Regions from separate parts of the Mus musculus genome. Here region 2 is linked to region 1. The links are chromatin contacts, found by Hi-C in ENCODE. All regions are on one chromosome and are shown on one strand. The core of a region is the stretch at or near the end of the contact, and the rest is flanking DNA. Distances in the headings are between cores, read along the strand shown.

The links. Hi-C counts contacts between places; a loop is a spot of excess contacts on that map.
Region 2: a map of heart shows a loop between it and region 1 (3-fold over the local background). The contact joins the promoter of Irx3os here to the promoter of Rpgrip1l in region 1. A Hi-C loop is called at or near these places in 2 of 37 maps with a recorded cell type or tissue (gastrocnemius and heart).

What each region holds. Positions count from the first base shown.
Region 1 is chr8:91,310,682-91,315,490 of GRCm38, forward strand. It overlaps Rpgrip1l (Rpgrip1-like), which reads right to left and starts at 2,541. Exons shown (of 26, transcript NM_173431.2): 1 at 2,522-2,541. It overlaps Fto (fat mass and obesity associated), which reads left to right and starts at 2,844. Exons shown (of 9, transcript NM_011936.2): 1 at 2,844-2,939. The coding sequence starts at 2,895.
Region 2 is chr8:91,800,581-91,804,768 of GRCm38, forward strand. It overlaps Irx3os (a long non-coding RNA gene), which reads left to right and starts at 2,756. Exons shown (of 4, transcript XR_003947581.1): 1 at 2,756-3,140; 2 at 3,233-4,188. It overlaps Irx3 (Iroquois related homeobox 3), which reads right to left and starts at 1,074. Exons shown (of 4, transcript NM_008393.3): 1 at 385-1,074; 2 at 1-218. The coding sequence starts at 660.

The DNA of each region.
Region 1 (4,809 bases), core at 1,291-3,790:
TTATTCATCTCTCTGAAGCAAAACCAAACCCTTCCGCAGTTCAGAAATACTTCGATCCCTACACTTTTCCTTAAAGAGAGCATGAATTCTCGGGGGAAAAAAAAACAAAACCAAACAAAACGACAACAAAACCAAAAATACCCCCCCAAAAACCCAAAACAAACCACAACTCAGGCCATGTACTCGAGTCAAACAGTTAGTTCTACCTTCTCATAGTTGGCCAAGTCATTAAATTTACCTAATTTTAAAAACAGAGCAAATTATACCCATCTCATAGTTATCCTAAAAGCACGTAAAGGCCTTTAGCAAATGTGCTGGGGATGTCAAGTGTCTCGAAATGCCCACTGACTACATGCTGTGCCCACCCAGGCTGCCCCTTTCAGGCTTTGTGAAGGAGGAGGCACCATTTGTTCACAGTGTGATTTTACTTTGTCTCCCTCCTTTGTTACTTCATGGCTTGTTCTAGAACTTTCAGTTTCTTTTCTCTATAGAGACATACCATAGTAACTTAGTGTTGTATGTGGACATGAATATACAGTGTATAGTAAGCAAATAAATAAGGAAAAACGTACACTCTCGATTTCCACTTTGACCTTCCTAGAAAGGTCTAGATGTGAACTGTTAGTACCCTGGTAAGGAAGAGACTTTCCAGTTCTAGAATGTTGGTTGAAGAATGTGAAGACCAAGACGTTAGAATGCTTGTCCATCTTGTTCACCTGTCTGAGAAGCTGGCACAGAGGGTGGCACACTCAGCGAGCAGCATTTATTAAACAGTCACTTGAATGGATAAAGGGATTGAATTGGATTTCAGTGTCTGAAATTTGAAGACGTGGCTACGTATATGTGCATGAAGAGTCTCTCTTAGAGAGAGGGCCTGGAACTTTGATTGGAACTCATGATGGGCTGAGAACCACTGCTAGGGGCAAATATCTGAAAGAATGTCTGCAGAAGTTGATGCTAACACATATTGTTCACTGTGCTTACAGTGTGCGTAAGCAATGGCTACTCAAATGGTTCCTGAGATACAAACAGAAGCTAAGACAAGCTAGCTCAATTGCTCAAGGTCATTAGATACAAACAGAAGCTAAGACAAGCTAGCTCAATTGCTCAAGGTCATTAATGCAGGAGTTAGTTGTTTGGTGATATTTCTGGTTATCATGACCGAGAAGAAAATTGTTACTGGTCTGATGTAGGTAGATGGCACAGTGAATTCTCCCTCTTTGCTATGATCCACTTACAACCTTCCCTGCTTTCCTCACATATGGCATGCTTTTATCTTGCTCCTAAGGCTCTTCTGTCTCCTCATACTTCAGAGCTCAGTCCAACTGACCTTTCCTTAGAGTTTCCCTTACTGTTCTGTGTTAATTTTCTTCCTGGTTTCTAACTTTTCTTTTTCAAGGGAAGCCCAGGCTGTCTAGGCTGACATGAAATTCACCAAGAACACTAAACATACTGGCCTCAAATTCTCTATTTTTTCCTTGTGTTTTTTTTTTCTTTAAAAAATGGGGGGGGGGGTCATCTCACTATATAAACTTGGCTGGAATTCAAAGATCTCCCTGCCTCTACTTCCAGAGTGTTACGATTAAAGTCGGGTGTCACCATGCCCTGAGTAGACTCTGAATTTGTCCTGAGTGTGCCACCACCCTGCTGTGGCTTATTGCTTACAGCAACAGCCTTTGTCATTATCCCAGAGTTGTATCGTAATTCATTGTCATGTCATGCATTTTTAACCTAGTATATTTTCACACCTATATCATAGTTTCTTGCTTATATCTGTCCCCTACCACTCCCCCCCCCATCTCTCTAGCTTCCTCTCACTGGTCTCCTTCCTCCCCCAAATAGTTCCTCTTCTGCTATCTGATGTCACATAGTAGACATTAACGCTATCATTTATTGAATGAATGAATGAATGAATGAATGCCAGGCACTGAGTTTAAACAAAGTCTCTGCCCTGTAATGGCTTTAACAGACTATGGGAGTAGTCAGATGAGAAACAGTAATAAAGAATAAAAGATAGGCCACTAGAAACTGATTGTGGTGGTGGGAACTTGAGGCAAGACCTATTATTGATTGAATTTGAGACGAGCATGGGCTAAAAAGGCTAGTTTAAGGCCAGCCTAGGATGCATAGGGAGACCCCCTTTTAAAAACTAATCGACAATCAGCAGCAGCAGCAACAACAACAACAGTAACAAGCCAACAACAACAACAGTAACAAGCCTCTTGGGAGGCTTAGGTTCTACCATCCAAGCCCAGTTTCTGGGAAACAGAGTGAAATGTGACTGGGACCTTTGAGTTGTAGGACTTAGGGTTGCCAATTCTTATCAGCTGCGTTTCTGGCTGGGCGGGCGGTCAGGGCGAGTCAGATGCAGGCCTGCGGATGTGGAGGTGTGTCGGGATGGACTGCTTTCCACGCAAGAATCCCAGGTCTATCCTGGGCTTCGAACAGACTCCAGGCTCAGTTGTGAGGCCGCGGAAGAGCCAGCCAACCTGCATTAGCCCCCACCTCACAGAGTACTCACCTCCGCGTTCGCCCTCAGCTAGCTACCGGTTGCTATAGCGCCCAGGGCGCGAGCCTCTGCAGGCCCAGAGGAGCACGGGAAAACAGTGAGTCCCGTTACCCACTGGGAAATGTAGTTCTCCGTAGGGTGCGGGCCGTCGGCGGGTCGCGTAGCGGACTACGCTAGCCCTGCTAGCTGACTGGAGAAATTCAGCTCCGGAGCCCAAGGAGTACTCGGGAGTCTCGCGCAGCATTCTGGGAAGGGTAGTTCTTCTAGGTATTAGAGCAAATGGCTCCAGGCGGGAGAGAGCCGTTGAGAGAACTACACACAGGAGGCGGGGTCCAGGGCGAGGGGGAACACGGCCCACGGTGGCGAAGGCGGCTTTAGTAGCAGCATGAAGCGCGTCCAGACCGCGGAGGAACGAGAGCGGGAAGCTAAGGTATGTGGGGCTCCGGGCGTCTGGGATTCTGTGTTAGTCCCGGGCTAGAGGCAGGGGACCCGCAGACCCGCTGGGATGGCTGAGTGGATGCTCGGCGTTAAGCCAAGGGGTGTCAGGGCCTTGTTTGCAAGAGACCTGCAGACGTGGTGTGAGTGTGCGCGCGCACGTCTGTGCTGTGAATTCATATTGCTCTGGATGCAGATCTGGATACAGTTAGTCTTGGTCAGAAATGAAAAGATAGACATCTATGTCCCTGTCCTGCTTCTGTCCCTATTCCTTGGTTATATTTGTAGCCACTCTCGAGCCTCAGTTTACCAGTTTACCACCTGTGTGTTTTCAGCTCGAGCGCAGCTGAGCCACAGATTTAGTATGGTGACATGTTTTTATTTGGAGCATTGCCTCAATGGCCAGATGACTTGTCTGCGTGGTCAGCACATCAGATACGCTTTACATAGCTTCTGTGGGTAGTACATTCCTGGACTCCGTCCTTGCTGTTCAGCTTTCTGACAGTGGACACTCCTTGGGATGACAGTAACAGCAACGGCGACTTATTTGCAGCATTTTTTTTTTTTTGTATCAGACACCTACATTAAATGCATAATTATTTCATATCATTGCAGCAGATGGCAAGACAGATATTACATAGGTAGAGTATAAACAGTCCGTTATGAAGATGAGCACTGGAAGCTCAATATTTTCCTTTTCCCCCATCCCCAAAGTTGGGACCTATTGATTTGTTCTAACTTATCAGCATTCAGTCCCCCTCAGTGGACACAACAGATTCTGCCCATCTTAAAAGTCTCTCTTGTCTGTAGCTCATTTGGCCAAAGGCCCTTGGCTATGCCGTTTGGTGCTTATTCTATGGTAGGTAAATACTGGCAGCGAGGATCAGTAGGAAATAAAACAGGTACAGTACTTGCTGTCGTAGAATTTTGTCTTGTAAGATTCCTAAGTCAGTTAGGAATCTAAGGGTTTTGGGTCTTGGGTGTAATGGCCTGAGTTATGTATTTTACAGACATGGACACGGAGTCTGGCAGAAGTTGGCCTTTGCTCAGGGCCTTTTGTTTCCTAGGTGGCATTAGGGATCAGGAGCTGCCCCTCTCTAATCTCCTAGCTCCATTTCTAGTCTCTTTGTGAAAGACATTGAAGTACTGGCTGATGCGAAGCACAGGTAGTTGTGTTAAGTCCTAGACAATGTCTCAGTAATCGTAAGTGATTGCTTGACTTTCTGTTCAGCTAAGTTAAGGCCCAGTGTATAGAGAGAATCTTGCAGTCATTTGTTGTGAACAATTTGATAAGTTTTGACTGTACGTATATGCAAAATGTTCCAGTTGCATAGAGGGCATGGCTCTTTTAAAAAGTTATTTCTTTACAGCCGATTTCTTTATTTTACCCCCAGGCAGTCATGCGATCAGTCATGATTGTTGAATCTATGCTTTCTAGAGTTTTTCATCTAAGCCGAAGCAGACAGCATATACCCGGATGCCGTTTTTACTGATCACAGTAATTTTTGAGACCTATACGTGTTAACGCACATGTTATCAATTGTTCCGTTTCTGTGGCTGAGTGGTAGTGCACTTTGTGTGATTCCACTTATTCATTCACTCACCTGTGGCTGGGCATTTGGATTCTTACAGGTTGGAGGCTAACAAGGAAAACAGCCATGGAAAAATCCTGTATCTTTATTTACACTGCGTAATGCGTCCATTTGCCATTTCCCAAAGTATTTCACCTCTGTGTCTAGGCAATTTGTTTGTTTGTTTGTTTGTTTGTTTGCTTGCTAGGGCCACCTTTGATGGATATTGTATGTGTGTGTGTGTCTGTCATCTGTGTACGTCTGTATGCATGTATGCAGGTGCATGTGCTGGTG
Region 2 (4,188 bases), core at 1,506-4,005, 490 kb after region 1:
ATGATCTTCTCGCCCTTGGTGGGGTACGGGTTCTTGCGGTGCTCGTTGAGCCAGGCCTTGAGCGTGCTCGTGCTTTCCCGGGTGGCGTTCTTGGGACGGGACGGGTCCCCGAACTGGTACTGGCCATAGGGGTAGAAGGCGGGGTGCGGGTGCGGGAACGCGGCGGCCGTGGCCGGATGCTGGACGCCAGGGCTGTCCTTCAGCTCATACTGAGCGCCCTGTACGCACATGGAAAAGGAAGGGGACACGCGCGCAGGGAGCGCGAGTGAGCTCCTGCCGTCCCCACCTTTATCCTCCCGCCGGGACCCCAGCTTTCTTCTGCACGCTCACCTTGCCCCACACCCCAACTCCAACCCCTCTCTCCCGGGTTTCTCTGGCTCTTACCAGCTGTGGGAAGATGGGCAGCTCCGTGGCGTAGGGCAGGAAGGCGCCGTAACCCTGAGCGGCGGCGGCGGCAGCTGCGGCAGCGGCGTAGGGTGCCCCGTACACTGATGAAAGCACATTGGATAGGGACCCAGAGGCGGCCAACTCGGAGGCTCCGGCGCCGGGACCGCTCCGGCCCCCAGCGCTACTGCCGCCTCCACCGCCGCCCGCAGCTCCCGGGCGTTCGGGTGGGTAGAGAGGGCGGATGTACTGGTATCCGAGCTGGGGGAAGGACATGGTGGCCCGCGGCGCACCTACGGACTGGGGGCCCGGACCCCCGAGCCGCCGTGCTCAGCTCCGGACCCCGGCTCCGGAGCGCATCGGGGGCTGGGCCGAGCCCGGGCCGCGCTGCGTCGCGCTCCGCGTTCGCCTATTGATCTGCTCCGCGGCGGGCGGCGGCGGCGGCAGCGGCGGCAGCGAGGAGTCAGGTCAGGTCCGAACAGATTGGCCGAGATTCCCTGGGCTCCGGGCTCTGATTGACATTTCTACGGGGCCTCAAGCCCCTCCTCTCTGCGCAGCACTCCCTCCTCTAGGCCGGGCGAGCCGCTCTGCGCTAGGCGCTCAGTTCTGCCCTCCTCTCCGGGAGCTGTGTCGCGCCTCGCTTCCTTCGCCCTCCTCTAGTTTACACTCTCCTCCTGTCCTGTCCTCTCCCCTCCCCTCGCTGCGTCCCCCCTCACCCCACCCCTGGCCGCTTCCGCTCCCGAGGCTCCTTCGCAGTCCTGGACGCTGGGAAACTGCGGTTCTTTTTGCTCTTTCTGTTTCTCACGGTTGCTTTTGCTCACCTTTCTGCTCTCTTCACTTTTCCTAGTCTGACTCCTCTCTTTTAAATCTCTTTACTCTCTCGTTCTCTCTTCCCCTCTTCCCCGGTCTCCGCACCCTGAGCTAAGGCGGCTTAAAGTTGAAGACACTTAGAACGCTGTGCGGGGGGTGTGTGTCCGCGTCAGTGTCTGTGTGTCCGTCCCCGCCCTTCCACCCCCTCCTTCACCCTTCCCCAAATCTCGAGTCTGACGTCGCGCCCTCTTATTCGACTTTTCCCTGCGTCTCCTCCTGGAGTCGCCAATCACCCGGGAGCCTTCTGGGCGAGGCGGCCCTCCCCCGCGAGTACAGAGCGCCGGGCGGGGCGGGGCGGGACTGGACTCAGTCTCTTCCCGCCCCCTCCTGCCCGCACTCGGAGGGGAGAGCCGAGACCACGAGTGGCGGCTTAGTACAGGGTCACCTAGCCCCTCAGGTCTTCCAACTCCTCAATTCTCAGCCCCCTTCGAAGCTGTAGTTCCGGGTTGGGACAGGACCCTGGACCAAGGCAGGCTTCCGGGGCTTCCCGCCCTCCCCCCCCCCCCCCCGTGGCTCCCTTTGCACTTTTCAGCTCTGGTCCCTAGGTCGTTCTCCAAAGCCTAAGCCTGCAGCTAAAAGAGTGAACGTGCTGCCTGGGAGTTGGGAGTGCTGCCTCTCCGAGCTTTAAAAGACCTATTCTGTGCTGGGTGGGGGGAGGGCGGGGGAACCCCGCAGTTTGCTACATTTACACCTCCAGGGTACCTTGTTGAGAATCCTCACAAGAAATAGTGAGTTTGGCGCCTAGGTGGTCTGGTGGAACAAGCAAGGAGTTGGTGGAGCTCCTGGCTATGGAGTGGGGGAGGAGCAGAGAAACTTAGAGCCTAGGCTCTGGGAACTTTCCGAAAGCTCTTCCGAGAAGTTTCTATGTTGGTGTGATTTTTTTTTTTTTAATTGCGACCATTCATTTCACTATCCCCCTCCCCTTTCCGCTCTCTGGTCCCCAGACCCAGCGTTTTTCTTTTGGCGAGAATTCCCCCAGAGCCGTAGAGAGTGTGCATTGTGGGGGCGGGGAGCAAGACTTTGGTTTTATGGTAGGATATTTCCTAAATCTAACTTGAAATGTGAGTGTCCAAGTGCCCACCGTCACGGATTAGTGTGTGCAGTGGAAAGTCATACTGAAATTCCCGGGATAGCTGGAGCTCCCAGATAAGGCTGTAGCGGCGACCCACGCGCGGGCCAGGCCTGCTGTGGGCCTGCGGACTGAACAACTCCCCGGCTGCGATTCTTCAGTAGAGTGAAGAGCCCTAGCTTAGAGGCAGAAAAACCACCCCAAGGGCCTCCGACTGAACTAAGAATCAAACCGGAACTCGCCAGCTTGGAGGAATCTAAGGGTCCCGGGCTGGCCGGGCTCTAGTGTGAATACAGTTAGGGAATGGATTTCTTTCTCCCTGGCCCTGGCCTCCAGTTTTGACCCCCATGTCCCACCTCTGGCTGCATTCCACTGACCTTAGGCTCCAGGAGGTACTAACTCAGAAAATTAGTGGGAGAAACACAAACAGAAGTTTGGGGAGCTACCAAGTCTAGGGTTCGATGTCAGCATGTGGGGTCTTCCTAAATTGAATCTGTGCAGCTTCTCTGTGGTCTCCTGGTCTCCTTGCCTGGTGCTGGAGGTTGGCTTTAAGGTGAGCCTGGACAGAGGAGGCATAGTAGGATCAGCTCAGGCCTTCGAATGGCTTCCCCGCAGCCTGATTCCGTTTCTGGTTAAACCTGTCACAGGAAGCCAGGGCTCACCTGCTCAAGCAAAGGTCTTAGGGTTGTAGAATAGAGGTGACATTATTTTCCAGGATCTTTCCTGTGTATAGGATGGTGAGTCTTTTAAGACAGCCGGGACGACCTACCTACACAGAACTGGACCAGACCAATGGGCGACAGAGCCAGATTGCAAGGTGGGCGAAGGGGTTTCGCTGTACATGTCTGGGCAAAACCACGAGTATTTCATTCCTTTTTGTTTGTTTGTTTGTTTTGTTTTGTTTTTCAGAAGGGAAAGAAAAACAAAACGCAACACCACACAACAACACCACACAAGAGCCTCTGAGATGCTCCTTCCTTCCTTACTGCATTAACCAGCTATCGACCTGGTTGTGTCCGATTGCGATGATGGGCTGAGAGAAAGAACACCGGAAGAGCCAGGCTGTTCTCAGGAAGGACTCACGCCGGCCACGGGGCCGCCCCTGGCCCAGAGGGTGAACCTCTAGACCCAGGCATGAACCTAAGAACCTCGCTTAATTAGATTCCTCCAGGCATCCCAGGCCTGGAGTAGAAACAGCTACCAGTTACCCCGTGACCAACTGGGAAGAGCTTTGGTCTGGCCCTGAAATCAGCAACCCACGCCGGGACCCAGTATCCCAAGCGACTGGAGTCACTGCATGGCTCTGATTCCTCAACAAGACCAGGCCAGTGGAACTCAGCTCTTAGACTAAACTCGCGAGTCCGCGGAGAGCTGAAGCTTTTCATGGGATTTTTAATCCAGGAGATTAGGTCAGACAGACAGATTCGCACAGAGAGTGAGGAGAAGCAGGTGCATCGGGAGTTGATTGGGGAAAGACCTGAGCGCAACAGCAGGAGACCAGCAGGAGCTTCTCCCTCACCCCCTCTTTCTCCCAACAGGCACAGTGCACAAAGCGCTCGCCGCGGACGCTCTGTGGTCTGGGATCAGGGCGCCAGGAGCATACAGAAAAGGTGTACGCCGAGGACACGTGGCGCACGAAGCTGTGCGCGCTGGAGGACAACTACAAGGGGTGCCCTATGTGTAGCCAGAGGCCCACCAGCTTCGGGGTCGGACACTCCGAACCACCAGCCCCCATCTCTTCCCTCCCCTGGTCCAGCTCCCCGATGTGCCCGTGCCCCCCGTCGTTGGGAGCTTCTGCAGCTGTGTCTCCCAGCTCGGACAGAGTTCACTCCTTTCCTCCCAAGGCTCAGAGTCCCCCAGAGGCG